Regions from separate parts of the Homo sapiens genome. Here regions 2 and 3 are each linked to region 1. Evidence: chromatin contacts called from ENCODE Hi-C data. All regions are on one chromosome and are shown on one strand. Each heading gives the region's core, a stretch centred on a gene start or an enhancer-like site at or near the end of the contact. The rest is flanking DNA. Distances are from core to core; before and after follow the strand shown. Region 1 overlaps LOC105372091 (a long non-coding RNA gene). Region 2 overlaps LINC01478 (long intergenic non-protein coding RNA 1478). Region 3 overlaps LOC105372093 (a long non-coding RNA gene).

Evidence for each region. Hi-C counts contacts between places; a loop is a spot of excess contacts on that map. Pooled maps may share reads with other maps.
Region 2: a map of natural killer cell shows a loop between it and region 1 (4-fold over the local background). The contact joins two enhancer-like sites. A Hi-C loop is called at or near these places in 1 of 168 maps with a recorded cell type or tissue (natural killer cell), 2 of 37 single-sample maps with no recorded cell type and 4 of 50 pooled maps.
Region 3: a loop to region 1 is called in a pooled map, with 15 times the contacts of the local background. The contact joins two enhancer-like sites. A Hi-C loop is called at or near these places in 3 of 37 single-sample maps with no recorded cell type and 4 of 50 pooled maps.

Annotation. Positions count from the first base shown.
Region 1 is chr18:45,104,959-45,107,854 of GRCh38, forward strand. The region is part of intron 3 of LOC105372091 (a long non-coding RNA gene); the gene reads right to left. Among named protein-coding and RNA genes, the nearest start is that of MIR4319, 140 kb to the left of the region's middle. Within about 2 kb of position 1,498, at least 4 of the 41 ENCODE cell types and tissues checked have a DNase peak (open chromatin) inside an H3K27ac peak, as active enhancers do.
Region 2 is chr18:44,506,426-44,509,321 of GRCh38, forward strand. All of the region lies in intron 2 of LINC01478 (long intergenic non-protein coding RNA 1478), which reads right to left. Among named protein-coding and RNA genes, the nearest start is that of LINC01478, 24 kb to the right of the region's middle. Within about 2 kb of position 1,471, at least 9 of the 41 ENCODE cell types and tissues checked have a DNase peak (open chromatin) inside an H3K27ac peak, as active enhancers do.
Region 3 is chr18:45,686,566-45,689,461 of GRCh38, forward strand. The region is part of intron 7 of LOC105372093 (a long non-coding RNA gene); the gene reads right to left. Among named protein-coding and RNA genes, the nearest start is that of SLC14A1, 36 kb to the right of the region's middle. Within about 2 kb of position 1,251, at least 10 of the 41 ENCODE cell types and tissues checked have a DNase peak (open chromatin) inside an H3K27ac peak, as active enhancers do.

The sequences.
Region 1 (2,896 bases), core at 248-2,747:
TACAAATGTCAAAGTCCTCAATACCAATACAAATTCCCTGCTCTTGAAAAAGACTGGTAAAAAAGGATAAAGATGTGGATGAAGAAGAGGATCTGGCCTCTCCAGGGGGACTAAGCAGAATTCATAAGAATGCCAAACTTTTCAACTGAGGCTTTAATCATTATCCATCCATCCACCCATGCATTTAACATCTATGGGACATCTACTATGCCAGAAACTGTGCTTTGGATAAAGGATGAAGAAACCACAGCCTGTGTCTTCAAGCTTCTAGTTATGAGCATCCACCAAGAAGTTACCATAGGTGATCTTGTCAGATGGCAAGAAGCCATCTGAATTCAGAGCAAGGAATTAGGGATGAAACCAGAGAAGGCCTGAGTAGTCATGGATACAAGAACATCTATCTCCCTCAATACTTTTGTGAAATTACCAGTTTTCTGAGTCTTTTCCCTTTACTTGTAATAACACTAGTCAAAGGTTGATTGCCTGATTTATTCCTTTTGGTTCCTTCCTCTGAAGGTAAGGATTCTGCTTAAGGAATGTCTAGCAATTAGTAAATACCTACAGCATAGGACTCATGTCTTCTAGAATGCCAAGCTTATTGCTAAATACATGTATAACTAATAGGTGCCTGTCTGGCCTGTTGTAGCTTTGGTATAATCTTCACTAGGTTCCATGAATACTGAGTAAGAACAGGACACTGGCAAAAATGGCAGTCATTTCTTTACTGCTGTTTCTTCTTCATTCACACCACCTTCTAGAGAACCTCCTCTTTGAAATGTAACCCCAAGTACCAGAAGCTCCCCAAGCCATGCCATGGCTAACTACACCAGATGAAGCTCAGGAAATCCATGTCTCTTTTCAGAATTAAAAAGGAACTCCTAGATTAAGTAGATTAAATTAATGAGTGTCAGTGCTTTAACTAGAAACCTATATAGATTCAAAGGGTGTGGCCACTTTTGGGTACTGCTCTGATTTACGTGATGAGTGCACGAGTAGAGAAGCTCATCTGTGACAGAAAAATGAAGCAGAGATGAGAAATTCTTAGTATCTCCCAACTCTGCAGGTCCTATGATACCCCATTATGTAGCCATTGGGTTCTATGAGTTATATATTTACATGTATAACTTCTTTCTAATATTTAAACTAGTTTGAATAGACTTTTAGTGCTCATAACCAAAGGATAGCTGACTAAGGAGAATAAAGGTCTAGGTTCTTACTAGGAATTTATCAGGATAAAAGGCTAGATACAGAAGGAATATGGACTGTGGAGGTCAGAAAGCACCAGTCTGTGATAATCCAATAATCTTACAGAAATAGGAGAAGAAAGATATCAAACCAACATCAACTTTTGCCTGTTTTAGATTAAAAAAAAATCTGAAGCATTTGGTCTGTTTCTGCTTTCCTGATGATCTATCTGATGTGAAAATCTTGCATTGTCTTTATCTACAGCTGTTCCAGCTAGTTGGTATGGAGACATTGTGGCTTTACCACTGCAGCAGCACTGCCCAGTAGAACTTCCTGTGATGACAAAAATGTTCTATATCTGTCCAACACAAAAGCCACAAGTCACATGTGGCTGTGGAGCACTTGCAATGTGACTAGTGTGACTAAGAAACTGAAAATTTAATTTATTTTTAATTAACATAAATGTAAATAGAAAGAGTCACATGTGGCACTCTCGTAGCTACTGTATTGGCTAGAGTGGCTCTAGTATATGCTGCCAAATCCCACAACTGTTATCTCAGTGCTACAACCCACTTCAACAGCCGCCCAGCAGTTCCTCTCTTCTCTCTGTTGTTTCATTATATGGCCAGTCTTCACAAAGCTATGGGAGAGATCTTCAAAAATACAAATCAGCTTAGGAAACCCTCCTGTTGATATCCCTCCTGTGATTTATCTTTACATTTGTAATAAAATCTAAACTTCTCCTGCAGCCTGAAGGTCCTACCTGATCTGACGCTTGCCTACCTATTTCGCTGTATCTTCTTCCAATCCTCCTACCACTCTGTCCCATATTCACCACACTCCAGCCTCACTGGCCTTCCTTCTGTGCCCTGGACACACAAAGGACACCATCAGCTCAGGACTTTGATTTCGTCTCTTTTAAACTTAGAATATTTTCTCCCAGATCTCGCTGTAGCTGGCTGTTCCTTGTCATTTAGATCTCAGTTTGTGTATCAGTTTCTAAGATAATTCTTTCCTGGCCACCCTGCCTAAAGCAGCTTCCACAATGGGTCCTTCTTCTTAAAATGTATTTATTTTCGTTCTGTTTCATTTTCTTCATAGGACTTAGCACTTTCTGAAATCATCTCATGTATATCTATCATATTATATCATATTATATCTTTATCCACTTACCCATCTACTCATCTATATTCATCCATCCATCCATCCATCCGTCTTCTAGTGCTCATAACCAAAGGATAGCTGACTAACATAAGGAGAATAAAGGTCTAGATTCTTATTTTTTATCATCCATCTTATCTTTTACCATCTACCTTTTACCTCTGTATCCCTTCACAAAAAGGTAAGCCCATAACAAAAGAGGATTGGTTTGACTTAGTCACTATTGTAGCCTAAGAGCCTGGAACACTGCCTGGAATGCAGTAAGTGCGCAACAAATATTTTCTGATAGATAGACTGACTCACTGAATAACTACTTATTCATAGTTTGGAACCCTTGGCTGAGGCTCTTGCAAGGACTCCTTCTCACACAGCACTGGATCCACCAGAAAGGTACTGATATGTCAAAAACTGAGCTCTGACCTTTCCCCAAAAACTGACTCCTCTGCAGTTCTCTCTGTCTTGATTAGTGATAGCACCATTCTGGTACTGATTCATGCCAAATACCTCAGTGTCATCACTGACTCCTCACTTTCTCTTACCCCACATCCTA
Region 2 (2,896 bases), core at 221-2,720, 600 kb before region 1:
TTATGATTCTCAAATCCAGGGATCTGCTCTGGCTGATCCAAGGGCCCAGATGATTTTCCTTTTTCCTTCATGATCATCCCAACTGAAGAGAATGACAGAGCAGCAGGAGGAGATTATCATACTTGGCTGATGTGGCTCCTTCACACTAGAAGGGGTAAAGGGAACAGCTGGTGCCTCTGTAGAGGTTTGAAGATGGGTTTTCATTGCTTGTTGCCATCAGGAGTGACCAAGGAATGATGACTGACTCATGACCCTCCATCTGGGGCCTCGGAGCCCAGCACCTGATTTGATTACCACATTGCATTTATCTTGCCAAGATATGTCAAGGGGACAGTTTTTGGAAAAAAAATATGTATTAAGCAAAAACTGTACACCCAATATACCTCATCTTTACACTCAATACCCTTCCCTTAGTCATTTTCCTCACTACTCAACTTTGTATCTAGTCCTATTCCTGTGTCCTAAAATAAATGTTCATTTATAATAAGATATTTGCATATCCAGTGAGAAAGGCTTTCTTATCAAAAGAGGTTTTAGAATAAACTAAGTGGTAACTATGATTGCAAACTAGGTAGGCTGTTGACATATTGAATTAGGAGACCTTCTAAGATCCCACCACATAAACAAAATTTTCTTATTCAGTATGACCCTGAATGATTTCACAAACCAGAACTACCCATGGCCTGAATCCATTACCTACCCATACCTTATTTTTAATGTATTTAGGAAATATAAATTAAAGCTACATTGATTTTTTTTATAAAAATTTAATTTGAAAAACTGGCATTATGAATGCAGTGCTGAAAAACAATTTATATTCCTAGTTGCTACTCAGACAACTACTTCCACTCAATACCACTGGAATGAGACAGGTGGGCAACATCAATCTTCTCCCCTGGAACTAGTAGATATTAACCAACCTCTAGAGGCAGAAAGGGGCTCCAAAATTTGCTAATAGAAGGGTAAAGCTTAACTGAGATAGAAAGCTGGCTAGATACTGAGCCTTCAGCAAAGAAGATGGGGGCAATGATACAGAGGGAAATTTTCGTTGTGGGATGTAAGATCAGAAATGATGAATGGTCAAAGAACTTTTGCCAAAATGGCCTAGACCCTAAACACATTATTTTCTCTATTTTTCTCCATAGTAAATTTAAGCACTTGATTAGTGTCTCATCAACAATATCATATCACAATTCACCAGTGGGTTACTACAGAGGTTGTCTGATATGATATCTCAGGAAATAGTGATGTAATACTGAGTTTCTATGACTCCCTTTTATTAATGACTGACTTCTCATCTCATGGTTTGTATATTGAGCATCATGGGTATTGTTAACTGTCCCTGGAACCTGATCTTCACACGGAGTCAGAATATGTGCTCTCTGAGAAGGTTAATCACACAAACGCTCTTTGACTTCTTTCTCATGAATGCCACATCCTCCTCAGAACCAAGCCCACGACTGACTGACAAGCCCAATGGAGAAAGAGCAGAAAACAGGAAAACATGTATTACACATTGCCCTGCATTCATCAGACTGCCCTTCAGAAAGGGGAAATAACAAAGAGTGAATGGTGGGAAGTCATTTTATCTGCTAGAAAAATATGCCCTGTTCCCTACTCAAAAAACAAGTGGTTGTGAAGCAACCGCATTATTTAAAGCTACAAGGCAAACAGGAAGAGGCAAACCAAACAGGCAGACCCTGAGAACTTCCCGCAAGTGCTCCCCTCAGCTGGGCTGGTTTGCAGTCTGATGGGCATGCTGACAGGCTCCAGTGGTTGCTGTGAACCCAGAGCATTCTTGACGAGAAAGGAAAGAGGAAAAGAAAGTGCCAGTTCCTCTTTAGCAAGCTATTTGGAAAACATTTGCTAATTCAAAGGAATAATAATGATTTCTAGAACCAACAACCATTAGTGTAAGCATTAACATCTGAGAAAGAAACCCAATGCTAAAATGCAAGCTTGAAGAGTAAGGAATTGCCCAAGAATAGGAGGTAGAAGAAAGTTGTCTACAAAACCCAGAAGAAAGGTGGTGCTTAAAATTAATTGACAACACAAGTGACTATACTGGCCAAAGAATGATCATTGGAACTTTAAAAGTTTACAGGTTGGGCTCAATGAGTCCCCAGTTTTGAAATATTTGATATGAGCGGACAGATATTCCAGGAACTGTGTGGGATGACACTCTTGGCCTCAGCTCCCCATTTTAGCCACATTTGAAATACCTAGAACTATATCTCAAGATAGCCTCTGAGCTAAGTTGTTATTTTGTTGCTTCACAACTCAACCTCAGTTCTGAGAACAGAAGTAGATAAATGTTGTGGCCACAAAGCAATTCAGGTATTATTCTTAATCCTTACCATGGTCTAAGAGTTAAGCGTCAATGTCATCATCTTACAAACGAGGGTACTGACACTTGGATAATTGTCCCACCATCAGAGAGTCAGTTACAGCGAAGTCCATCTGATGATATACCCCCTCTTTCTTCTGTACCATGGGATAAAACACATTTAGGGGACAGTAGAGAGATGATGCCCCTAAATCATCATTTCTCATGGCAAAGAAACAGAATTTTCTTTGGGCCAGAGTGAGCAGTCACAGGGGACAAGTCCTACCCTTGGACATAATGAGAAGTTTGAGTCTGCAGCACTCACAGATCCTAGAGATTCACCAAGAGGTGGGAGCCAAAGACCCTTGCTTTCCAGAGATGGATTACATAGAAAAATGTGCCACTTGGCTGACAGTGATATTAGTGTATGTTTTCCCATTTCTCTCACTCCTCTGACAAGATGTAGTGTCACTGAGAACCAAATTAACACACCGGGAGGCTTTGTCATTAAAGAAATACAAGTTCGCTTTGATTATTGCTGGCAAGAGAGCAGAGTGTGTGGTGCAAACA
Region 3 (2,896 bases), core at 1-2,500, 580 kb after region 1:
TGCACAGGTTCTTACTCTTGGTTAGATCAGGATCCTCTGATTCTGATGCCAGGCCCTACCTCAGGCCAATTAAGCCAGCAATGGGCCTGGGCACAGGTAATTTTTTTAAAGCTCCTGGGGTGATTCTAACATGCAGCTGGGGCAGGAAAACAACGGTGCTGCCTATTTCTTGGACCCCAACTGTTTCTAATTTGAGTCACTCTTCAGCACTCCGTTAAACCCCAGTCCCCATCCTCAGTTCCCAGGTGGGTTTGCATAAGGGGTAGTAGACCTGCCAGGAGATGCAGTGAGAAGCACTGAGCACTGAGGCAGGAGGAGCACAGACAGCACAGAGAATCCTCTAAAGTGAAGTTTCTCTCTTTCTCACTGTTGTTGGGGACTCACCCTGCACCACAAAGAAGACTAGATAAAGAAAACCACTAACCAGTAACATCCGGCTCAGTAGGCTGAGCACAAAAGCAAGGTTTTGCTTTGGCCCTAGACCTAGAAGCCTGCTGAGTGAGCGCCTTGGCCCTAGAAAAGAGGAGCAGGGGGTTGTCCGGAGCCCCTCCGACCACGCTGCTCTCAGTCAGGCACCACAGACACAGGCAGAGCTGGCTAGAGGTCAGAGGCATGGCCCCAGTGAGAAGCAGCAGCTGTGCCCTGTGAGCAGGTAGGATGGGGTTAAGGGCTGGCCTGGAATGGGGGCAGAAGGTGGAAGTTGGGAAATGGTGATGACAGCAGTTATTGCAAGGGGGCAAGCCAATGGGCAGGCAGTGGGCGTAGAAAAGCAGCTCCACTGAGACAGCCATGCAGGGAGCCCTGTGCAGGCAGACAGCTGTGGTCAGGGGTTAAAGAGGTGGAGAAAAGCAGAACATGGAGCCATGTAGAGAGCAGGTGCTGGCGGCCAGCTGGTACTGTAACAGGAAGAGTGCAAAAAAAAAAAAAAAATAGCAGTTTTTGCCATGGGGTGAGGCTCCACCCCTCTTTGAACTGTCTGGTGGGGCCAGGGCTGGGGCTGGGAGAGGGATGGGGTGGCTTTCACTCCTCTCCCCAGTGCTTGCTTCTTGATGGGTCAGTCTGGGTCACTAGGGTCCACCTGTCTCTTACGGCATGGCCTGAGCAGTAGTTTCAAGGGGTGTCATGGGGCGGGGAGGTGGGCAAGTCGGGCAGCAGAGCATTACAAACCCTGGGGCCCAGGCAACAGCCCAGACTAGCTCTATCAGAACCTTAGGGGCGGCCCAGGCCGGGGTGGTTGCCAAAGCTCCCCAGGGGGCCCCATCAGTAGAAGGTGTGGGGGCTGCTCGGTGCTGTGCTGTGCTGCTCTGTGCAGGGCTGCAGGGAGAAGATTCTCTAGAGAGCTCTCAAGTGGGAGGAGCCCCAGGCAGCATGATTTTGTCAAATGGAGATTGTCTCTGTCCCTGAGGTCAGAGGAGGGCTGTAACCATACAGTTCTTAACCTCTGGATTTGGACAAATGTAAGCTGTGTTCCTGGCCCCTCTAAAGACCTGTGAATCCTATTCTGCTCATCTGTGTGTAGTTCTTGTTTTTAAGCTTCCAGAGAGACACTGATTCCTAGCTAGTTTCTAACCCTAGCATACAGCAAGATGGAAAGCTCAGGACACAAGATTAAAGTGACAGCCTGGAGGGCAGGACAGGGAGTCTGGGCTGTGGCTGGAGCACCCATCACCATTCCTGGGCCACAAGCCGCCTTCAGGGACTGGCTTCCTGTTCTCCCAGGCCCCGCTGTGGCTCCTTGGCCTTAGCCCCAGGTTCTCAACATGAACAGACTGTGAACTCCTTGTGAACAGCGATGAGTTTTGTACATTCCCCTAACTGGGGCCTCTCTCCCGCAGTGAATGAGTAAGTGACAGACACAGTTATACTAAAGTTATAAGTTATGTCCAGCAAAAGAGAGGCATTGCCTTCTCTGTTGTCATCTGTCCTCCCATCAGTGTCTTGCAAGTCTTAATAGCTTTTGAACAAATGAATCATATTTACATTTTGTACTGGGCCCCATGAATTACGTAGCTGGTCCTGTGCTGAGCTCTTGGTGGCAACTGGAGCTTGCTCTCCCATGGCTGCAGCATCAAAGATCCCCCTGGGCTAGTTCTCTGCTTTCAAACTCCTTCCTCACCCATGACAGCATGAGACAGCAACACAACACCCCAATATACACAGAGCCTCACTTGTGGGGTACTCACTTGACAAGCACCCCAGGGAGCAAAGGAAGTGCAGAGAGAGGTGGCACCTTCTATCCTGAAGACCCAGCACACCCAGGCTCCATGGTGCAGGGACTGGAACAAACCAGGAAGGCACCCCACAACCAAAATATTTGTAGATTTTCCAGCTGGAGCAAAGGAAAGACCCAGACAGATCCCTACTCATAATCAGCTCATGAAACGCCCTACTGGAGAAAGGCAGAAAGAGTAGCTGGCTTTTTCCCCATCCCTGCATACTCCCCTGGGTGCTCTTTGAATCAATGTTTAGCCGGATTTCACCCAATCATGAGCGTGTGAGTGGGGAGCACCCCCATGACTTGGCTTCCTGCCCAACACATCACACCACAACCTGTGAATAACTCATCTTCCCCAACACATTATAACCTCTGAGGGGCCAGATTATGTATTTTCATGGCCCCCATTCCAGGCCTGGCACGTGGATACATATTTACTGACAGATGGACCCCTACTTCAGCATCCCTGTAAGCCTGGAATTAATTCCAGGAGGTGGGTACTAAGCAAGATAATGTTTAACCAAAATGCAGATTCTAGCACCTCCCCTGAACCCTAAGATATTGGGATTCAGTAAGTGATGGGGTATCTGCATTTTTACCTGCATCGCAAATGACTTAAGAAGGCCAATTCTCCTGGCTATCTGAAGAACTGAAGGAGGTGGGTAGACAGAGGGGGTCTCA